Linked DNA regions of Homo sapiens: region 1 is linked to region 2. Evidence: chromatin contacts called from ENCODE Hi-C data. All regions are on one chromosome and are shown on one strand. Each heading gives the region's core, a stretch centred on a gene start or an enhancer-like site at or near the end of the contact. The rest is flanking DNA. Distances are from core to core; before and after follow the strand shown.

The links. Hi-C counts contacts between places; a loop is a spot of excess contacts on that map. Pooled maps may share reads with other maps.
Region 1: a map of CD8-positive, alpha-beta T cell shows a loop between it and region 2 (21-fold over the local background). The contact joins two enhancer-like sites. A Hi-C loop is called at or near these places in 2 of 168 maps with a recorded cell type or tissue (CD8-positive, alpha-beta T cell and mammary epithelial cell), 1 of 37 single-sample maps with no recorded cell type and 8 of 50 pooled maps.

Annotation. Positions count from the first base shown.
Region 1 is chr20:50,066,383-50,073,910 of GRCh38, forward strand. No RefSeq gene overlaps it. Among named protein-coding and RNA genes, the nearest start is that of TRERNA1, 29 kb to the left of the region's middle. RefSeq lists a silencer at 4,938-5,177 and enhancers at 6,674-7,183, 7,184-7,528. Within about 2 kb of position 5,034, at least 3 of the 41 ENCODE cell types and tissues checked have a DNase peak (open chromatin) inside an H3K27ac peak, as active enhancers do.
Region 2 is chr20:49,536,020-49,543,559 of GRCh38, forward strand. PTGIS (prostaglandin I2 synthase) reads right to left here. Exons shown (of 10, transcript NM_000961.4): 5 at 3,551-3,702. Among named protein-coding and RNA genes, the nearest start is that of PTGIS, 28 kb to the right of the region's middle. RefSeq lists an enhancer at 5,782-5,831 and a silencer at 6,287-6,563. Within about 2 kb of position 5,897, at least 3 of the 41 ENCODE cell types and tissues checked have a DNase peak (open chromatin) inside an H3K27ac peak, as active enhancers do.

The sequences.
Region 1 (7,528 bases), core at 3,784-6,283, 530 kb after region 2:
AATGGGGCCACCAACACTACCAAGGAATGGTTGGGAGCAAAGTGAGATGGTGGCTGTGAGGCACTTCAGGCACCTCAGCTCATCAGGGTAAGTAAAGTCCTCTGTTGACCTTGCCAGGCTAGAAGTAGCTAATTTATCGTCATGGTGGGTGGCAGAGGGGCAGCTAAGGCCACTGGCTCAAGGTCACAGGGATCAGAGTGGAATCTCACTTTGTGGCTCAAAGCTGTGTGATCTTGGGCAAGCCACTTGGCCTTTCTGGGCCTCAGTTTCATCCTGTTGACATCAGAAGACCCCAGGACCATACAGTGGAGGGCTGAGTGTAACTTGGCATCCAGTCAGTGATGTGTTTTGCACCCAATGCCTGGCACAGTGCTGCACCCACCAGGAGAGGTGGGAGGGTGATGGCTCCCAGGTCGTCTGCCCAGGTGGGCCGTGCCTGCCGGAGGGGAGACTTTTCCTAATCTGAACAAAGGCCTCCTTTCTTCCATCCACACCCTCCCTGGGAGTACAGCCTCACACCTTAAACTCCATTTCCACAGGGGCCACTCTGGTGCCTGTCCCCAGGTCACTCTGGACTGGCCAGCCTCCTTGAGCCCCTGATCTGAGGGTCTCACAGGCATCGTAGTTTAACACACTCCCACCCAGCACCGGAAGGCCCCCACAAACTGGCTCTTCCTGAGCCTCCCCTGGGCTAGGCCAAAACCTGGGAGTCCCCCAGCTCCTTTCCCCCTCTTACCCTCTCACTTCTGAGTCCTGTGGGCTCCCTGGTCTGAGCGTTCTGCATTGCATGGAAGTCTAAGAGGCCACAGGAAAGGCATGCATTCCGGAATCAAGGAAATGCGGGAGCTGGAGTCTCATTCTGTTGCTATGTTGCTCAGGCTGGTCTTGAACTCCTGGCCTCAAGTGATCCTCTCACCTCGGCCTCCCAAAGTGCTGGCATTATAGGCACGAGCCACTGTGCCCGGCCACTGATCAGTTCTTACCTCTTCTGGAACACCAGGTCCAGTGCCATCCTCTGCCCCTCTGGTCTACTGCAGTCAACTGCCTGCTTCCAGCAATGCCCCGTGGTCTGTTCTCTGCAGGAAGCTAGAGGGAAGCTAGAGGTAAAAACCTGGAGCACATGCGTCCCTCCTCTGCAATGGTTCCCATCTCCCTTGGAGAAAAAGATGGATCTTTGAAAGGCCCTGTAGGATCTGCCCCACCACTACCCCTCCCCCACCCCATCTCCTAAGCCTCCTCCTCCCTCCCTGACCCTGTACTCTGCTCCAGCCACACTGGCCTCCTGGTTGTTTCTCCAACAAATTAGGCATGCTCCTGCCTCACGGCATTTGCACTGGCTGCTTCCTCTGCAGGACACATTCTTCCCCCAGATGTCCACATGCCTCACTCCCTCACCTCCTGCAGGTCTTTGCTCAAATGCCACTTCTCAAGCATCAGGCACCTGCCCCCATTCCAATTTTCAATGGCACCTCTGCCCCACCCCATCCCCTATCCCCCTCCCTGCCTTGTTTCCCTCTATAGCATTTATCACCATCTCATCTTCTACATGGTTTACTTTTTCATCTGTTTACTGTTTCTCCCTAGTCCTTTGCCCTGACTGTCACCATTCCCAGAACATCCATTTCACGAGGGCCGCGTTTTCTGACTATTTTGTTCCCCGCTGTGTCTGCTGGGCCTAGGGCAGTGCTGGGCACACGGTAGCTGCTCATTAAATATCTGTGGAATGGGCAGCTCTGGAGTGTGGATACCAACATGCCCCTGGTGAAGCGGGAGCTCTAGGATTTGGAATCAGCCTGTAAGCTGTAGAGGGCAGTGCCCTTTGGATGGCACAGCCAGGTAGGCATGTTCCCAGCAGGGGTTTGTGGGAAACGGCTGTGGAGGGTCCTGGTGTCTACAGTCAGATTCCCAGGGCAGGATGCTGACAGATGGGCCATGGCACGATGGGGAGGCCAGGTGGTGTGGCTGGGTCCGGCTTTAAGCCTCTGGCCACCGTGTCAGGTTTGTAAAGCAAAGGGTCAGGAAGGCACCAAGGGCAGTGTGGCCGGAAGTGAACGGCCCAGGCTTCTGGGAAGAAAAAGAATTACATTCCAAGGAACCCATGGCTTGGGCGCCTGAGCCACTGGGGGCAGGGAAGAGTATGAAAGAGGCAGGGCTGGCGTGGGCAGATGGTGGCCTTGCCTGAGGTTCAGAGTGGTCAGGTCTGTAGGTCAGGGTGACCCTGGAGAGCTGGGATTTGGACCAGGTCAGGGGAAGTGTCCCCCAGATTGTGAATGGCTGGGGCGTGGCAGCCAGTCCACAGCTCCTGCTGCTGTTGGGAGGGGAGACCCCCACTCTGGGCTGGGGTGCAGCTCAGGGAGCCCCGGAGCTGACTGAGCCACTTCCTTGTGCCAGGCGGTGTCCATGTCCACCCCCAGGGCGAGATGTGGGCAACCAAGCCAAGAGAGGGGGCTGCCAAGGCCACAAGCTCATCCATGTGTCCATTTATCCATCTGTCCATTTATCCATCTGTCCATTTATCCATCTGTTTACAGAGTGTCTATTGCATGCCATGTGCTGCAGACTCTTTTTTGAGACAGAGTCTAGCTCTGTTACCCAGGCTGGAGTGTAGTGGCATGATCTCGGCTCAGTGCAACCTCCACCTCCCAGGTTCAAGCGATTCTCCTGCCTCAGCCTCCTGAGTAGCTGGGATTACAGGTGCCCACCACCATGCTCAGCTAATTTTTGCATTTTTAGTAGAGACAGGGTTTCGCCATGTTGGCCAGGCTGGTCTCGAACTCCTGACCTCAGGTGATCCACCTGCCTCGGCCTCCCAAAGTGCTGGGATCACAGGTGTGAGCCACTGCGCCCAGCCCCTGTGCTGTGGACTTAATGTGATAATGTGACTTGCATCTTACCGCCCAGGGCCTCTGCTCTTGCTGTTCTCTTGGCCTGGAACAATACCTACCAGACTCCAGGGCTGGCAGCTCCTCCTCACTTGGGGTCACCTCCTCCAAGAGGCCCCCTGCCCACTGCTGCCTGCCTGCCCTCTGTTCCTTTACTTGGGTATGTGCTGAACGCCTGGAAAAGAACCTAGTGCATTTCCTTCTTTGTCTGTTGTCTAACTCCCCCATTCAAATATCAGCTCCACGAAGGGAGGGTTTTGTCTCATCACTGCATGTCCCTACACACGGTATTTGGCACACAGTAAACACTCAATGAATGCTTGTTGAATGAATGAATGGACAAATGAACAAATGGAAGCTCTACTGGGGAAGCTCAGGGATGGAGACTGGCTCCTAACCCAGAGGGAGGGGATGTCCTGGGTAGCGCAGTCCTGGAAGATGCAGTCACTGGTAAACTGAAGCCTAAAGAAGCTCAGGCAGGCAGGTGAAGAAACCAGGGGGATGGTTTTGTTTCAAAACACCTTCCTCCAAGGGAGGAAGAGGTGAGCTACCTCCAAGGTTGCTCAGAGGTGGAAACTGTGATTAAAAATAAAAAAGGCGGCCAGGCATGGTGGCTCATGCCTGTAATCTCAGCACTTTGGGAGGCCAAGGTGGGCGGATCACCTGAGGTCAGGAGTTTGAGACCAGCCTGGGCAATATGGTGAAACCCCATCTCTACTAAAAATACAAAAAGTAGCCGGGTGTGGTGGTGCACACCTGTAGTCCCAGCTACTTGGGAGGCTGAGGTAGAAGAATCGCTTGAACCCGGGAGGTGGAGGTAGCAGAGAGCCGAGATAGCGCCACTGGACTTTAGCCTGGCGACAGAGCAAGACTCCATCTCAAAATAAATAAATAAACAAATAAGGCTAGAAGTGGTGGCTCACGCCTGTAATTCCAGCACTTTGGGAGGCCAAGACGGGAGGATCGCTTGAGGCCAAGGGTTCAAGACCAGCCTGGGCAATATAATGAGACCCTGGCTCTACAAAAACAAACAAAGCCTTTAATTCATTGCTACCATAAAAATCGAGACATTTCACTACATCCTGATGTCCCTGTCTCTCTTGAAGACTTGGAAGATTTGGCCATGTGGGCCAGCATTCTAGAGGCAAAGGTGGTCAGTCCTGTGTTCTCCACAGCCCCTATCAGGTCCTTGAGGTATGTGAGCTTCAAAGCCTTGTATTCACAGCATGACCCCCACTACCCCCACCTGCTGGGTGACCTTGGACAACCCTTTCTGAGTCTCAGCTGGTCCTTGGCAAAAAATGGGTTGGAGGCCAGGCATGGTGGCTTACGCCTGTAATCCCAGCACTTTAGGAGGCCAAGGCAGGAAGATCACTTGAGCCCAGGAGTTTGAGACCAGCCGGGGCAACACAGCGAGACCCTGTCTCTACTAAAAAAAATTTTTTTTTTTTGAGACTGAGTCTCGCTCAGTCACCCAGGCTGCCGTGCGGTGGCGTGATCTCAGCTCACTGCAAGCTCGCCTCCCGGGTTCACGCCATTCTCCTGCCTCAGCCTCCTGAGTAGCTGGGACTACAGGCACCCGCCACCACGTCCGGCTAATTAAAAAAAAAAATATTTTTTAATTGGCCAGTGGCCTGCACCTGTAGTCCCAGCTACTCAGGAGGCTGAGGCAGGAGGATTGCTTGAGGAGGAGGTTGAGGCTGCAATGAGACTTGATCATGCCACTGCACCCCAGCCTGGGTGACAGAGTGAGACCCTGTCTCTAAATGAATAAATAATTAGTTGGGCGTGGTGGCGCCCACTTGTAGTCCCAGCTACCCGGGAGGCTGAGGAAGGAGAATCGCTTGAGGCCAGGAGTTGGAGGCTGCAGTGACCCGTGATCGCATCACTGCACTCCAGCCTGGGCGACAAGAGACCCTGTCGCAAAAAAAAAAAAAAAAAAGAAAGAAAGAAAGAAAGAAAAAGGGTTGGAAGCGCACTGGGGGAAAAAGCTTGCCCACTCCGCTTTGGGAGCCTCCAGCAGGCTCCCGCTGTGCCAAAGGCACACACCCAGATGTCCGGTGGTCCACCCCTGCCCCGGCGGTCACGCCTGTCCCCTCCTCCAGCCCCAGCCTCGGGTCGGCTGAGAGATGACGCGTGGCCCGGCCCAGCCGGAGCGTTGGTCCCTAGAGCGCTAGCGCCCTCTGCTGGCCAAGGGCGGGCGTGCAGGCCCGAGCCAGAACGGGGAAGCCGGGCGCCAGGAGAGCGGGGAGGAGCTTCACTCTTCTGGTCGGTGAGATGGGGAAGAGCAATAGCGAATACATAAGCAGAATACACCGAAAGGAAAGGAAAGAACAATAGCGAAATAACATTTACGGAGGGGTGCTCCGTGCCGAGGACTGCAAGAAGCCCACACCATGTAAAACCACACGTAATCCTTAGAATAACCCGGCGAAATGGCAACGGAAACGCACAGAGAGGTTAAGGAGCCCTCCCGGGGCCACACAGCTGGTAGTGGAAACGGCTGACTCCTGGGCCTGCACTGGCATCCACCGAGGCGGAGAGAGGATGTGAAGGTGTCACCTCCGCTCATTCACTCATGCATGGCCTTCCAGCCAGCCATTCACCCATTCACAAGTATTCACTGAACACCTACTGTATGCCCAACATTGTGTGAGATGGCAGGAACACAGCCGTGAACACAATTGGCCTCATCCCTACCCTCTTGAAGCTGACATTTTAGTGGGGGTGGGAGGGGGCAGATAATAAACATGAATATATCATTAACAGCTGGGCCAGAGGCCAAAGGATAAACCTGTATGCGCTCGCTGATGTTACTCAGGCTCCTACCCCAACATGATTTTTTGCCGCATCTGAGCCCTACCTGTACTTTTACTTGACATTTGCTCCTAGATAATTGGTTTTTACTTAAGTGTATATATATATGTGTATATCTATATCTATATCTATATCTATGTATATGTTTATTTATTTATTGAGACAGAGTCTCGCCGTGTTGCCCAGGCTGGAGTGCAGTGGCACAATCACGGCCCACTGCAACCTCCACCTCTTGGGCTCAAGCGATCCTCCCACCTCAGCCTCCCGAGTAGCTGGGACTACAGGTGTGCAACACCATGCCCAGCTAATTTTTGTATTTTTTGTAGAGAGGGGGTTTTGCCGTGTTGCCCAGGCTGGTCTCAAACTCCTGGACTCAAGTGATCTGCCCACCTTGGCTTCCCAGAGTGCTGGGATTACAGGCATGAACCACTGTGCCAAGACAAAGTTGCTGGGTTTTTTTTGTTGTTTGTTTGTTTTTTGAGATGCAGTCTCACTCTGTCTCCCAGGCTGGAGTGCAGTGGCACAATCTCGGCTCACTGCAACCTCCGTCTTCCAGATTCAAGTGATTCTCCTGCCTCAGCCTCCCTAGTAGCTGGGATTACAGGCACGCACCACCATGGCCAGCTAATTTTTGTATTTTTAGTAGAGTCGGGGTTTCACCATGTTGGCCAGGCTGGTCTCAAACTCCTTGACCTCAAGTGATCTGCCCACCTGGGCCTCCCTAAGTGCTGGGATTACAGGCATGAGCCACCGTGCCCGCCTGCCGAAGGGTATTTTTAAAAGGGAATTTCGGCATGGTGAAACTCTGTCTCTACTAAAAATATAAAAATTAGCCGGGCATGGTGTTGCGCACCTGTAGTCCCAGCTACTTGGGAGGCTGAGGTGGGAGAATCGCTTGAACATGGGAGGCAGAGGCTGCAGTGAGCCGAGATCGCGCCACTGCACTCTGGCCTGGGCCACAGAGCGAGACTCCATCTCAAAAAAAAAAAAGGGGGGGTGGTGGGAAATCTCATATCACCACACCTACCCAACCAGTATCAGTTGTCACCTATCAGACAGCATCCTGGACTGAGGGTGAGGTATTGACATCACTGTTATATTAATCAATGTCCTTGGCATGCCACATCAGTTCCCCTGGTTCCTGGCAGGGGCACTAGAATCTCCCACTGGGAACCCCAAGATGAAGCCAGCCCCAGGGCCAGGCCTAGGGAATGAAGGTGCCATCAGCTTCTGAAGAAGGTGGGTGGCCTCTCCAGGATCCTCCAAGCCACTGTGGCCTGTGCTTTCTCTGGATTCTGCTGGTGACCCTGAAGAATCTGAGGCACAGGCCTTCCCTGGCCAATCAGAAAGCAGTGGCTTCCATCTTAGCTTCCTGCCCACCATGGACAACCCTGGGTCGTGGAACCCCCGTCTGCTCTCTTTCATGGCTGGCAATGGGTGTAAGGGGGACTTGCTCAGATCTGATTCTCAAAATTCCTGCCAGGGAAGGCCAGGCTTCTGAGCCAGTCCATCTGTTGCCCCCTGACCCAGCCACCCAGCTTCCCTGCATGCAGGGCAGAGGGAACAGGAGGCCCCACGGGGCCACTGGGACCCCTCCCTTGTCACTGCCAGTGGCCTCACAGGTCCATGTGACCCACCAAGAGAGGAAGGCCAGGCCCAGCCCTGAGGAGTGATTCATTCATTCAGTTTACACAGTCAGACTTTGTGCTGGACACTGTTTGTTGTTGTTGTTGTTTTGTTCTTTGAGACAGGGTCTCACTCTGTCACCCAGGCTGGAGTGCAATGGTGTGATCTTGGCTCCATGCAACCTCCGCCTCCCGAGTTCAAGT
Region 2 (7,540 bases), core at 4,647-7,146:
AAAAGATGTTTATATCAACAGAGAAGAATGTACAGCTATATTGTTAGGTTAAAAACAGGTTGTAAATAACAGATACAATTTTTCTTTGTAAACACAGAGACACTGTAGATGTGCATATTTGTCTCTAGTTGTGAGAACATACAAAATACCATGAAGGGATAATACCACCATGCTAACATTGGCTTCACAGGAAGCTGGGCTTGGAAGAAGGGGTATTATATTTTATACAACCTGTAACTCTGAATTGTTAACCACAAGATTATGATTCTCTCATAATGTAAACAAAATCAATAATGCATTAAAGTTTGGCTTTTTAAAAATATATAAGCAAAAGGAAATGGGTGATGAAGTGTTTGAGCACTGACTATGACAATGCTTAACCTCGTATCTGGCACATAGTAAGTGCTCAGCAAACAGTGCTTTTTCTTTTTTTCTTTTCTTTCTTTCTTTCTTTCTTTCTTTTTTTTTTTTTTTTTTTTGAGACGGAGTCTCACTCTGTCGCCCAGGCTGGAGTGCAGTGGCACAATCTCGGCTCAGTGCAACCTCCACCCGCAGGGTTCTAGCAATTCTCCTACCTCAGCTTCCCGGGTAGCTGAGATTACAGGCGCCCACCACCACGCCCAGCTAATTTTTTTGTATTTTTAGTAGAGACAGGGTTCCGCCATGTTGTCCAGGCTGGTCTTGAACTCCTCACCTTAGGTGATCCACCCGTCACGGCCTCCCAAAGTGCTGGGATTACAGGCATGAGCCTCCGCGCCCGGCCACAGTGCTTTTTCTTGTTACCTCAGCCAATTCTAACAGCTGCCCTCTAGGAAGATCCTGCTGTTCCCCCCATTTTGCAGATGAGATCGCTGAGGCACAGAGAAAACACACAGATGCTGGGAGGGGGAGCTGGTAAAGCTCTTCAAGCCGTCAGAGCCCAGACTCTGTCTTAGCCACTCCCCTCCACGGTCCCTCCAGAGAAAGGAACTGGGGCAAGTAGAAGTAACTTGCTCCGAGTCACCAGCAAGGAAGCAGCAGCGCAGGAATTCAAATCCAGGCCTCTGCTGCAAGTCTCTGAGCCCAGCACACACAGCACTTCCCAGCCTTCTCAGGACACTTGTCAGACATGCAGTTTTCCAAGCTCTCCCCTGGAGACCTGGATTCCTATGGACCTGGATGGGGCTGAGGGACCTACGTTATGAAGAAGGGCCTGAGAGGATTCTGCTCATCAGGGAAGTTGGGGGCACATGGCCCAGGGAATGGCGCCGCCCAGTGGTTCCTACGGCCCCTGCACACGGAATCAGCCAGGACACTCTACCAACACTAAGTACGCTCTGCAGCCACAAAAACAGATGAGGTAGATTTTTACAAATCGATGTGGAAATGCTGTAGACAGGGAGTTGAGTGAAAGCTGTAAGCGGTACAACAATTCTTCTAGTGTGATATATCTAAGTTATAGAAGTACAGGCTAGGCAGGGCGTGGTGGCTCATGCCTGTAATCCCAACACTTTGGGAGGCCGAGGCAGGCAGATCTCCTGAGGTCAGGAGTTTAAGACCAGCCTGGCCAACATGGCGAAACACTGTCTCTACTAAAAATACAAAAAATAACCAGGCGTGGTGGTGCGTGCCTGTAATCCCAGCTACTCAGGAGGCTGAGGCAGGAGAATTGCTTGACCCCGGGAAGCAGAGGTTGCAGCGAGCCGAGATTGTGCCGCTGCATTCCAGCCTGGGCAACAGGGCAAGACTCTGTCTCAAAAAAACAAAAACAAAAACAAAACAAAAAACAGGCCAACAGCTAAAAGAAATGCACGTGTGCACTGAAAGATACGTACAAGAATGTTCACAACAACCTCTTCCTAACAGCTCCAAATGGGGGACTACTCAAATGTCTATCAACCAGGAATGGATAAACAAATTGTGGCATATTTCTTTAATGAAATACTATACGGCAATAAAAAGAACAAGCTGTTGGCCAGGCACAGTGGCTCACGTCTGTAATCCCAACACTTTGGGAGACCAACGTGGGAGGATTGCTTGAGCCCAGGAGTTGGAGACCAGTCTGGGAAACATAGTGAAACCTCATCTCTACAAAAAAATTTAAAAATTAGCCAAGCCTAGTGGCATATGCCTGTAGTCCCAGCTACTCAAGAAGCTGAGGGGGAAGGATCACTTGATCCCAGGAGATTGAGGCTGCAGTGAGCCGAGATCGCACCACTGCACTCCAGCCTGGGTGACAGAGTGAGACCCTGGTTCAGAAAAAAAAAAAAAAAAAAAAAAAAAAAAAAGGCATGCTGGCTCACTCCCATAATCTCAGCACTTTGGGAGGCCAAGGCAGGAGGATCGCTTGAGCCCAGGAGTTCAAGACCAGTATAGGTAACATAGCAAGACTCCGTCTCAAAAAAATTGTTTTTAAGACAAAAAACAAAAAATAAATAAAAACTGGACTATTGATCCATACAACAACCTGGATGAATCTCCCAACATCAAGTTGAGTGAAAGAAGCCAGGCATAAAAGGGCACATACTGTGTGATTCCATTTCTAGGAAGCTGAAGAATAGGCAAAACTAATTGGAGGTAAAAGAAACCAGTCCAGTGGCTACCTCGCAGGGGTGAATACTGGCTGGGAAAGAGCATAAAATGTTTAGATCCACTTCTCAGTGCATTTATTTATTTATTTATTTATTTATTTATTTATTTATTTAAGACAGAGTCTGGCTCTGTCACTCAGGCTGGAGTGCAGTGGCGTGATCACAGCTCACTGCAACCTCCAACTCCCAGGTTCAAGCTATTCTGCCTCAGCTTCCCGAGTAGCCAGGAATGCAGGCACCCGCCACCATGCCTGGCTAATTTTTGTATTTTTAGTAGAGATGGGGTTTCACCATGTTGACCAGGCTGATCTCAAACGCCTGACTTCAAGTGATCCGCCCACCTCAGCCTCCCAAAGTGCTGGGATTACAGGTGTGAGCCACTGCACCTGGCCTCTCAGTGCGTTTAGATGTGTGTGCTTTCCTGTATATAAATTATACCTCAGTAAAAAACAAGAAGTTAAAAGCTTCAAAAATAAAATAAAAATAAAAATAACACACATCTGTGTGTCTGTTTAGAGAAAGTGCTCCCAGGATGTACTCCAAGCTAGTGATGGTGGTTGCCTCTGTAGAGGGAAGTGGTGGGCTGAGGCTGGGGAGAAAGTGGAGCGCTCTTTTATTCTTCCCTGTAAATTATTCTATATGGCTTGAATTTTTTATAATCAGCACGAACTACTTGTAAAAACTTTTAAAGCAACTCAAACCTTAAAACACAAAAAGGAACACACACACACACAGAGATTCTCCAGCCCCACTCTAAATGTGCTGAATCAGAATTTCCACCAGGAACCCAAGCTCTGGTCCAAGCCCTGGCTCCCCACCATTGCGCTCTTGCATACCCCCAGTGATGGGGATCTTACTGCCTCCCTGGGCATTGGATGTCTTTCTGCCTGTGTTGCCTCTGGTCCTCTACCTTGAATTGGGCTCCCCCTCTGGGTCTTTCCATCCTCCCCCCCACCCACTGGGGCCCCCATGGTGCTTACCCACTGACAGGGAGCCACGGGCCAGTTTGGGGAGCAGCCGGTCGAGCTGGCGAAAGGTGTGGAAGACATCAGCTGAGTGGACGCGGTCCTGGGCCTGGCTTTCATGGGTGCGTGGCAGCGCCTCAATTCCGTAAAGAGTCAGGTAGCCGGCTCTGGGGGCGGCAGACAGAGGGTCAGGGGTCCTCCTGGGACACTCATGTGTGGCCACAGCTACTCACAAGAGCTTCATTCATACACCCAGTGAGCAACTACTAATCCTACTGTGCGCCAAAGACCATTCTGGGCACTGAACAGTCGGCAGTGAAAAAAACAAAAATCCCTGTCCTCAAGGAGCTGACCTCTCAGCACAGGGAGACAGACAACAGACGAGAGGATGAGTAAAATGAATAATGCGCCAGCTGGTGCCCCGCGGCACTGTCAGACACAAAGCTGGGTAGCAGGATGGGAGGGCGGGGGCTGTGGTGTCAGGTGCCAGGTGAGGGAGGGGCTGGTGTCAAGCTGACAGCTGAAGGCTGAGAAGGAGTCAGCCATGGGCAGAGCAGAGGGAGGGGTAGGAAGCAGAGCAAGCACCAGGTGTGATGTCCTGGGGCAGGAGGGAGCCCGGTGCTGGGGAGCAGCAAGGAGGCTGATGAGGCTGCAGCAGAGAGCTCGAGGGGACGGTGCTGAGATGGGGGCACAGAGAAGGGGAGGAGATGCCTGCTCCCAGGGAGGGATTCAGGGAAGACTTCCTAGAGAAGGGAGGGTCTGAGCTGAGATCTGCAGGATGATCGGGGGAAGCAGAAGAGGAACGTGTTCAGGCAACAGGCACAGCCTGTGCAAAGGCCCAGAGCTGAGAGTGCAACCGTGCCTGGTGGGAGAGGTGCCAGCTGTGGCTGGTGCAGGCACTGGAGCCGGGGTGTGAGGCAGAGGATGGGAGGGCCTGGGCTGTCAGGGCTGGCCACGCAAGGCAGGCATTTGCAGCAGTGAGAAGGTTGTGCTTGATCTGAGGGGCTCTGGGAGGCCCGAGAAGGAGGTCAGGGCCTGGTCAAGTGTGAAAAAGGGTAAGACATGGGAGCTAGCATGAGCTCTCATGTGCTCTCACTGAGGCACACTTACGCACACGCACACGCACACACACAGGACCACGCTCAGAGGACGCGCCTTCACCTCCAGCCCCCTTTAAATGCCCCAGGAGTCCAGCCCCAGCCCAGCGGGCTGACCTCAGTCCTGGGAGGGAAACTGCAGGCTTTCATTTTGTCATCTCTGCCTCAGCAGAGAGTCACAACAAAGAGACGCAACCAAAGCCCCGGGGCCTCACCCTCTCACCCTCCCCTTGAGCTCCTGGATCCCTGTGCAGACAAAGACCAGAGACCAGGATCTCTCAGGAGAGGGGTTTTCCCAGATGAAGAGAGAATGGAAGCAGGAATGAGGGTAGGTGGGGGCCGAGAGAGGCCTGCGTGGTCCCTGCTCTGTCCCTCACCTGCACAGTGGTGGCAGAAGTTGTAAAGGTGCAGCCCACACACTGGATTCAGTCCACAAATGTGTTTTATCAAGGGAGTTCCTAAAAACAAACTAAAGCTTCCTTCAAACATTTGGGGAAACTCACACAAAATCCGGATTTCCTGCTCATCTCATCTTGAAAAAGGAATCTGGCTGACCTGCGGTCCCACCTGGAAACCTAGCAGGAGCAGAGTTGCAGCCGCCCCTTTTAGACAGACACGTGCTTGCCAGGCCACTGCGGTACTCCCAAGGCCCTGTGGTCTCGGTGACACTGCAGTTGACACTGGTCATCATTTATCATCACACTTGCACTGTTGTTTTTTGCTAACTCAGAGAACCATTTCCCGGTACATATATTTCTACCAAAACAGGCAATGAAAAATAAACCAAAAAAGTAAACCGGCCGGGAGAGGTGGCTCACGCCTGTAATCCTAGCACTTTGGGATGCCGAGGTGGTTATATCACCTGAGGTCAGGAGTTCGAGACCAGCTTGGCCAACATGGTGAAACCCCCTCTCTACTAAAAATACAAAAATTAGCTGGGCATGGTGGCGGCACCTGTAGTCCCAGCTACTCAGGAGGCTGAGGCGAGAGAATCGCTTGAATCTGGGAGGCGGAGGTTGCAGCGAGCAGAGATCGCGCCATTATTGCACTCCAGCCTGGGCGAAAGAGCGAAACTTTGTCTTTAAAATAAAATAAAATAAAATGAAGGAAAAGAAAACAAAAAGAAAAAGTAAACCCAGAGGACCACAAGGTTTTGCTCTGTGGAAGCGAAGCCGGCAGCTCCATATCAAAAGAGCACGGCTGAAGACAGGATAATCCCATATGTAAATACACACACGACCCACAGGCGGCGCTAGAGCCACAAAGAAAAATAAAGCTGAACCAAGCTGGGTCACAGGAGGGAGCCATCACGAAAATGGGACTCAAGAAAGACCTCTCTGAGCAGGTGGCGCTCGCGATAAGGCTTAAACGAAGTGGGGTGGGAGCCACGCAGACCTGTGGGGAACAGCATTCCCAGGCAAGGGAACAGAAATAGCAAAGGCCACAAAGAGAGAGCGTGCCTGACCTGCTCAAGGGGCAGCAGAGAGGTAGGTGGGAGGAGGGGAGGCCAGGGCTACAAGGTGAGGACAGAGGAGAACTTTGGGTGTGACTCAGTGAGGCCAGGGCCAACACAGGCCAGGCTGGTGGGTGTAAGAGGTGGCACCTCACAGTTCGGGCTGCCTGAACCGGCACCCCTTTCACCTCTGTGTCCCTCCCATCCAACTGGCCCATTCTCTTTGTATTTCAGGGGCTGCTGATTGATGGCAGTGGAAAGGCCTACAGCTGCCAAGCCAGGGGGCAGGAGCTCCAGCCCAGGCCTCAGGCCCTGAAGACACAGTTACCGGGTTACAGGTATGGATTTACGTCTGATTCCCCCTGAGCTGATTCCCCTGTGCCTGCCGCTGTACCATGGAGCCTAGCCAGACCCAGCTGCCCCTGAGCCTGCCTCTCCCCAGCCTATCTCTCTCTGACTTCTTTGTCTGCACAGGGACCCAGGAGCCAGGAGACCTGGGAGGATCACTACTGTGAACTTGCTGGGTGGTTTCAGCTGGCCCTCTCTGGACCTCAGTCCCCATCATACAATGCAGGGTGGACCAGACCAGCATCACCCACACCAATTACAGCCCTTGACACTGTTTGCACCACCCCAGGGCAAAACAAAAAGAATGGGGACTGTTCGTGTGCTGAGAGCTGTGGCTGAGAGTGCAGACTCTGGGACCAGCCCTGTCCTGACCCCAACACAGGCCTCTGGGCAAATGACTCAGGCTCTCCAGGTCTCAGTTTTCTCATCTGTCAAATGGAATATGTAAAGTCCTAGCCTCCTAGAGCGATTGTGAGCATTAAAAGAGCTGAGACACGCCGAGTCTACACATATGCACACACATATCATAAATATACCCACATGCCCATATGTGTCAACGAATGACTGCCCTTTATCCTAGAACTATGTTGCTCTAATTTCTTGGAGGGGTTGAAATGTCCTTTTTTAAATTAAATTTAAATTAAATTAAATTCTGGTTGGTTAAGGGCATCACTAAAATCAGGGAGCTGTCCTTAACACCACTCTATCCCTCTCACTCACGCCCACGCTCCCCCATCCCCACCGCTGCCCCAGTCAAATCTTCCGGCAGAGCCAGTGAACTCTATCTCCAAAAGCTACCCAAATTCTCACCACCTCCCTGGGCCACCACCATTCTCTCACCTTGGTGACACCTGGCAGCCTCCTGCTAGGTCCTCCTGCCTCCCTCTCCACCCCTCCTTACCCCTACAGTCCATCCTCCATCCAGCAGCCAGAGGGGGCTTTCAAACTAAGTTAGATCATGTCCTGCCCCTGTGCAAACCCCTGATGTCACCCGATCTTACTCAGCATAATTTCCAAAGCCTTCCCTGACCTCCCGACTGCCTGAGGCCTGCTTCTGCCCACTTCTCTGACCTCCTGTCCACCTTCCCTCCTTGGCTCTTTATGCTG